2 separate regions of the Homo sapiens genome follow, and region 2 is linked to region 1. A link is an interaction called in ENCODE POLR2A ChIA-PET data of the cell type or tissue named here. Cell type or tissue: endothelial cell of umbilical vein. All regions are shown on one strand. Each heading gives the region's core, and the rest is flanking DNA. Links, peaks and the distances in the headings are about the cores only.

The links. ChIA-PET counts read pairs that join two places held together with the same protein. Peaks named below come from ENCODE experiments on the same cell type or tissue, not always from the same donor. Only the 100,000 strongest peaks of a DNase experiment are listed, where the experiment ranks them.
Region 2: POLR2A ChIA-PET joins it to region 1 with 13 read pairs; 2 of 35 experiments call an interaction of 5 or more read pairs at or near these places.

The regions. Positions count from the first base shown.
Region 1 is chr1:27,788,043-27,790,953 of GRCh38, reverse strand. STX12 (syntaxin 12) reads right to left here. Exons shown (of 9, transcript NM_177424.3): 2 at 1,323-1,392. Among named protein-coding and RNA genes, the nearest start is that of STX12, 16 kb to the right of the region's middle. In endothelial cell of umbilical vein, for the core only: no CTCF peak of the experiment used is centred there; a DNase peak (open chromatin) is centred at 1,243; H3K27ac peaks cover 2,012 bases.
Region 2 is chr1:26,989,056-26,991,966 of GRCh38, reverse strand. No RefSeq gene overlaps it. Among named protein-coding and RNA genes, the nearest start is that of TRNP1, 3.2 kb to the left of the region's middle. RefSeq lists an enhancer at 995-1,289. In endothelial cell of umbilical vein, for the core only: no CTCF peak of the experiment used is centred there; a DNase peak (open chromatin) is centred at 1,136; H3K27ac peaks cover 1,300 bases.

The DNA of each region.
Region 1 (2,911 bases), core at 149-2,648:
TTTTATTTTTTTGAGACAGAGTTTCACTCTTGTTGCCTAGGCTGGAGTGCAATGGTGCGATCTTGGCTCACCGCAACCTCCGCCTCCTGGGTTCAAGCTATTTTCCTGCCTCAGCCTCCTGAGTAGCTGGGATTACAGGTGCCTGCCACACATCCAGCTGATTTTTGTATTATTAGTAGAGACAGGGTTTCATCATGTTGGCCAGGCTGGTCTTGAACTCCTGACCTCAGGTGATCTGCCCGCCTCAGCCTCCCAAAGTGCTGGGATTACAGGCATGAGTCACTGCACCCAGCACCCCCTTCCATATACTTTAAATCATCTCTAGATTACATTACTTAATACTTAGAGGTGAAGCCAGCTGGACTTCTGGGTTGGGTGAGGACTCTGAGAAATTTTCTGTCTCACAGGAGGATTGTAAAATGCACCAATCAGCACTCTGTAGCTAGGATTGTAAAATGCACCAATCAGCAATCTGTGGCTAGCTAGAGGTTTGTAAAATGGACCAATCAGTGCTCTGTAAAATGGACCAATCAGCAGGACATGGGTGGGGACAAATAAGGGAATAAAAGCTGGCCACGCCAGCCAGCAGCAGCAACCTGCTCAGATCCTCTTCCACGCTGTGGAAGCTTTGTTGTTTTGCTCTTCACAGTAAATCTTGCTGCTGCTCACTCTTTGGGTCCGCACCACCTTAAAGAGCTGTAACACTCACCACGAAGGTCCACGGCTTCATTGTTGAAGTCAGCAAGACCAAGAACCCACCAGAAGGAACTAACTCCAGACACAATACAATGTAAATACTATGTAAATAATTGTTCTACTATATTGTTTCAGTAATGACAAGGAAAAAAGTCTGTACATCTTCAGTAGAGACCTTCCTTTTTTTTTCTGAATATTTTCTATCTGTGGTTGGTTGAACCCACAGGTGCAGAACCTATGGATATGGAAGGCTGACTGTAGCTGGAAATCCAGTTAGACTAGATCATGAGGAGTCCTACGCCAACAAGGAAGCTCATTTAGGCAGAGTTGTGAGCAGAATATAGTTTAATAGTGGTACGAATTCCCTTTTCTACTTCCCTAAATTGTTCTGCTAAACTGCCCAAGAGGAGAAAGAACCAGAGTTCAAAGACTTTGAAAGGCAACGGAAATTACAATCCATTAATATACTTTGTTGCCCCGCCCCTCTTTTAGATCCAGCTCTTATCTCATGACCCACTGCCTCTCATTCTGACTTCCCAGACCTGAAACCTAAGCTGCTGTCTGGCAAGGACACTGTGTCCTCAAATGGCCCTCACAAAACCCAACCTTGTCAGGAAGTTACTCACAGATTTTCCTGTAGCTTGCTTGAGTCCTGCTTAGTTCCTAGCTGGCTCATCAAATTCTTTATCTGAGCAGCTGGGGAGATAGGAAGAAAAAGATTTATTTAAAAGAAAAATACATTCATCATGAGTACCCTACTTCTAAGATTCCTGGTCTCTTCCCATTCAGAATAAGTATTAATACATGCAACTAATAGAGACCATGCTATGATCAAAACCTTGACACACACATTCCTCCAAAAACTAATTACAAGGTTCACCTTTCTCCTATAGAGTAACTGTGTCACAAAGTAGAAGGTGGTAGTTTTATCATCCCCCTAAAATTTGCTAGTTTTCCTAGATCTCCTATTGCAATGGTTAAAAATTTCAACACCTTTAGAAGGGCCTCTAGGCCAGATATCAATTTGCAACAATAAAAAAAAAATCAAGTCAAATACAATAATTTTTCTATAGCAAACATTTTTGGAAAGACAATGTATACTTATTACTAATAATGGGTTACCACCAATTGAGCACCTCTAAGTGCCAGGCACTATATACTAAGAGCTTTGTATACACTCTGTTATTAATTTTCACAACAGCAATCTCCAGTAGATGTACTTTTTTATTTATTTATTTTTTTTTTTTGAGATGGAGTCTCACTCTGTCACCCAGGCTGGAGTGCAGTGGCACGATCTCAGCTCACGCAAGCTCCGCCTCCTGGGTTCATGCCATTCTCCTGCCTCAGCCTCCTGAGTAGCTGGGACTACAGGCGCCTGCCACCACGCCCGATTAATTTTTTTGTATTATTAGTAGAGACGGGTTTTCACCATGTTAGCCAGGATGGTCTGGATTTCCTGACCTTGTGATCCACTCGCCTCGGCCTCCCAAAGTCCTGGGATTACAGTCGTGAGCCACCACGCCTGGCCTTAGTAGATATACTTCCATTTTGCAGGTAAGGAAGTGTATTTAGAGAGATTAAGTATCTTATACAAGCATACACAATTAATAAGTAGCAGAGCAAAAATTCAATGCCCAGTACATCAGATTCCAATGGCTATGTTCTTTCAACTGTGCTGTCTATACCATAATACAGTCAAACATATGGTTTTGTTCAGCCTTCTCTACCTTTTCCTAGATATTTGCTAAGACTAGGAATGGTCATGTTTGAATCCTGGATGTTTAACTCCTATCCTAGACCAAGAAAGCAGAGGTCCAGAGGAACTGATCATCTATCAATAAGGAGGAACACTCTAACGCCAGCCTGCCTGGGACTCTGAACACTCCTGTCCCTTACTGATTTCTGCAACAATAGAGCCCTTCATTTATTTTATGCCTTGCTTTCTATTTTCTTTTTCTGGTTACTGGGGAGGGTGGGGGAGATTTATTCATTCATAGAGGTTGGAAGTTAGTTATATGATTTCTTGTTTGCTTGCTTGTTTTCCAAGAGCATTCACTGTCTTCTATTACAAGTAGCTGGAGTACAGAACATATGAATAGAGTACTCATTGCCCAGAAGTAACACACTTACCATCAAGTTTCAACAGAACTTCAAGAAATCACATAACACAATAAGTATAAGGCTCTTCCAGCCATTCAGCTTTCTTTGTGAGAGC
Region 2 (2,911 bases), core at 144-2,643, 800 kb after region 1:
ATCAGAGATGGGAGGTCTCTGTGGTGGGTGGGGGCAAGGGCCAGGGGTCCAGAAACCAGCTCTGAACCCGATTGGGAAGGACTGCAGCAGACCCTGGGCTCAGGAGGACCTGCGGAAGGTATGGCCAGTGTGACTGCTGAAGCCTGAAGAGGAGGCAGATGGCGTGCTTGCATGATGTGCAGGATGATGATAGAGCCTCATCCTCCCCCCATGAACACATGTTCTCTAACTGCTTTCAGGTGTCTTAGAGTGAGTGAGACTGAGTGATGGGGACTCGTGGGCGAGACAGTTGGGCTCCAAAGAGGCAGCTCAGAAGCGGCTGGGAGAGGAAGGCGGGTGGGTGAGAGGCGCCAGGCTCAGTGAAGAGGAAGGGTGGAGGGGTTGGGGGAGGGAGGAGGTCAGAAGCAGGGTGCCCAGTGACCAGGGGTGGTGGAGACTCAGTGAGGGGAAGGGGAGGGCTTGGGAGGATGACTCAGTCAGAGGGGAAGAAGAGCTGTTCAGTGACTGTGCTGGGGCTCAGTAGGGGGAAGGGGCTGAGTGTGTGCAAAGGTGCTGGCGGAGGCTCGCCATGGGGGAAGGGAGGTTCAGTGAGGGGCATGGGAACTCAGAGAGTTGGAGGGGCTCAGTGAAGATGAGGGAGGCTCAGGAGCTACCAGGTTGCCCCCAGCAAGGAGGCTTGCCCTGCTGAATGATGGTGTCCCTTTGAACAGTCTCTTTTGTGTCATGCAATCATAGGTCTTTCTCAGGGCAGAAGCCCCTCATTGCCATGGTGGTGGGGAGATGGACAGGTGTTTTGCCTTCATGAGGCAGATCACTGCTCCCAACTCCTCAAGGACTGATTCAGGGGAAGAAGACTAGGACTTATCTCCACCCCCAACCACTGGCCAGATCCAGAGAACCAGTCAGACCCGGGTTGAAAACCAACACACACTGCCCATCTGGGTGACCTTGGGCAAGTAATTTATCTGAGTGGGAGAAGATGCACAGTATATATTTATTGAAGGAATGAATGTTCTCTGTCTCGTGATATCATCCCTAAGAAAGGGAGATTGATAGCCGTCTCTTCCTGATGAGAAACCAAAGTCCAGAGAAGTGAAGAGGCTTGCCCAAGTTCACACAGCAGGTAAATGGCCAAGCAAGAATTCAAACACAGATATGACCCACTCCGTGGTCACTCCTTACCTCCCTGTTCTCTGACAATGCTCCCTGTTGCTATCCTCTGTGGTATTTCCTATGAGTCATATGTATGTATTTGTTTATTGTTTAATTATTAATAGTCTCTCCCCCTTGACTGGTTTTGCTTATCACTAGAATCCCCTGAAGTCAAGCAGAGTGCCTGGCCCCATAAAGCACTCAATAAACATTTGTCTGAATTGAAAAATTTAGGCCGTGCACAGTGGCTCACGCCTGTAATCCCAGCACTTTGGGAGGCTGAGGCAGATGGATCACCTGAGATCAGGAGTTCAAGACCAGCCTGGCCAATGTGGTGAAACCCCATCTCTACTAAAAATACAAAAATATGGCCAGGGACGGTGGCTCACACCTGTAATCCTAGCACTTTGGGAGGCCGAGGTGGGTGGATGATGAGGCCAAGAGATCAAGACCATCCTGGCCAACATGATGAAACCCCACCTCTACTAAAAATACAAAAAATTAGCTGGGCGTGGTGGGGCAAGCCTGTAGTCCTGACTTCTCAGGAGGCTGAGGCAGGAGAATCGCTTGAACCCGGGAGGCGGAGGTTGTAGTGAGCTGAGATCATGGCACTGCACTCCAGCCTGGCGACAGAGCGAGACTCCATCTCAATAAATAAATAAATAAATACAAATACAAATACAAAAATTAGCCAGGCGTGGTGGTGCACATCTGTAATCCCAGCTACTCAGGAGGCTGAGGCAGGAGAATTGCTTGAACCTGGGAGGCAGAGGTTGCAGTGAGCTGAGATTGCGCTACTGCACTCCAGCCTCGGCAACAGGAGCAAGACACCATATCAAAAAAAAAAAGAAAGAGAGAGAGAGAGAGAGACGGGGGTGGGGGGAGACAGAGAGAGAGAGAGAGAGAGAGAGAGAGAGGAGAGAAGAGGAGAAGAGAAGAGAAAAGAAAAGAAAAGAAAAGAAAAATTAACCGGGTGTAGTGGTGCATGCCCATAATTCCAGCTACTCGGGAGGCTGAAGCAGAATCACTTGAACCCAGGAGGCGGAGATTGCAGTGAACCAAGATCACACCACTGCACTCCAGTTTGGGCAACAGAGCAAGACTCCATTAAAAGAAGAAAGAAAGAAAGAAGGAAGGAAGGAAGGAAGGAAGGAAGGAAGGAAGGAAGGAAAGAGAGAGAGAGAGAGAGAAGGTAGGAAAGAAGGAAGGAAGGAAGGAAGAAAAATAAAAATAACACAAGGGTAGGCCGGGTGCGGTGGCTCACTTCTGTATTCCCAGCACTTTGGGAGGCAGAGGCGGGTGGATCACGAGGTCAGGAGTTCAAGATCAGCCTGGCCAAGATGGTGAAACATCTCTACTAAAAATACAAAAAAGTTACCCGGGCATGGTGGCGGGTACCTGTAATCCCAGCTACTGGGGAGGCTGAGACAGAGAATTGCTTGCACCCAGGAGGGAGAGGTTGCAATGAGCTGAGATTGCGCCACTGCACTCCAGTCTGGGCAACAGAGAGAGACTCCGTCTCAAAAAAAAGAAAGAAAGAAAGAAAAGAAAACACAAGGGTAGAGCTTGCTGAGAATGGAGAGTTCCCTTCTCCATTCATTCATTTATTCTTTTTTATTTTATTTATTTATTTATTTATTTATTTATTTTTTCTGAGACGGAGTCTTGCTCTTGTTGCCCAGGCTGGAGGGCAGTGGTGCAATCTCAGCTCATTACAACGTCCGCCTCCCAGATTCAAGCGATTCTCCTGCCTCAGCCT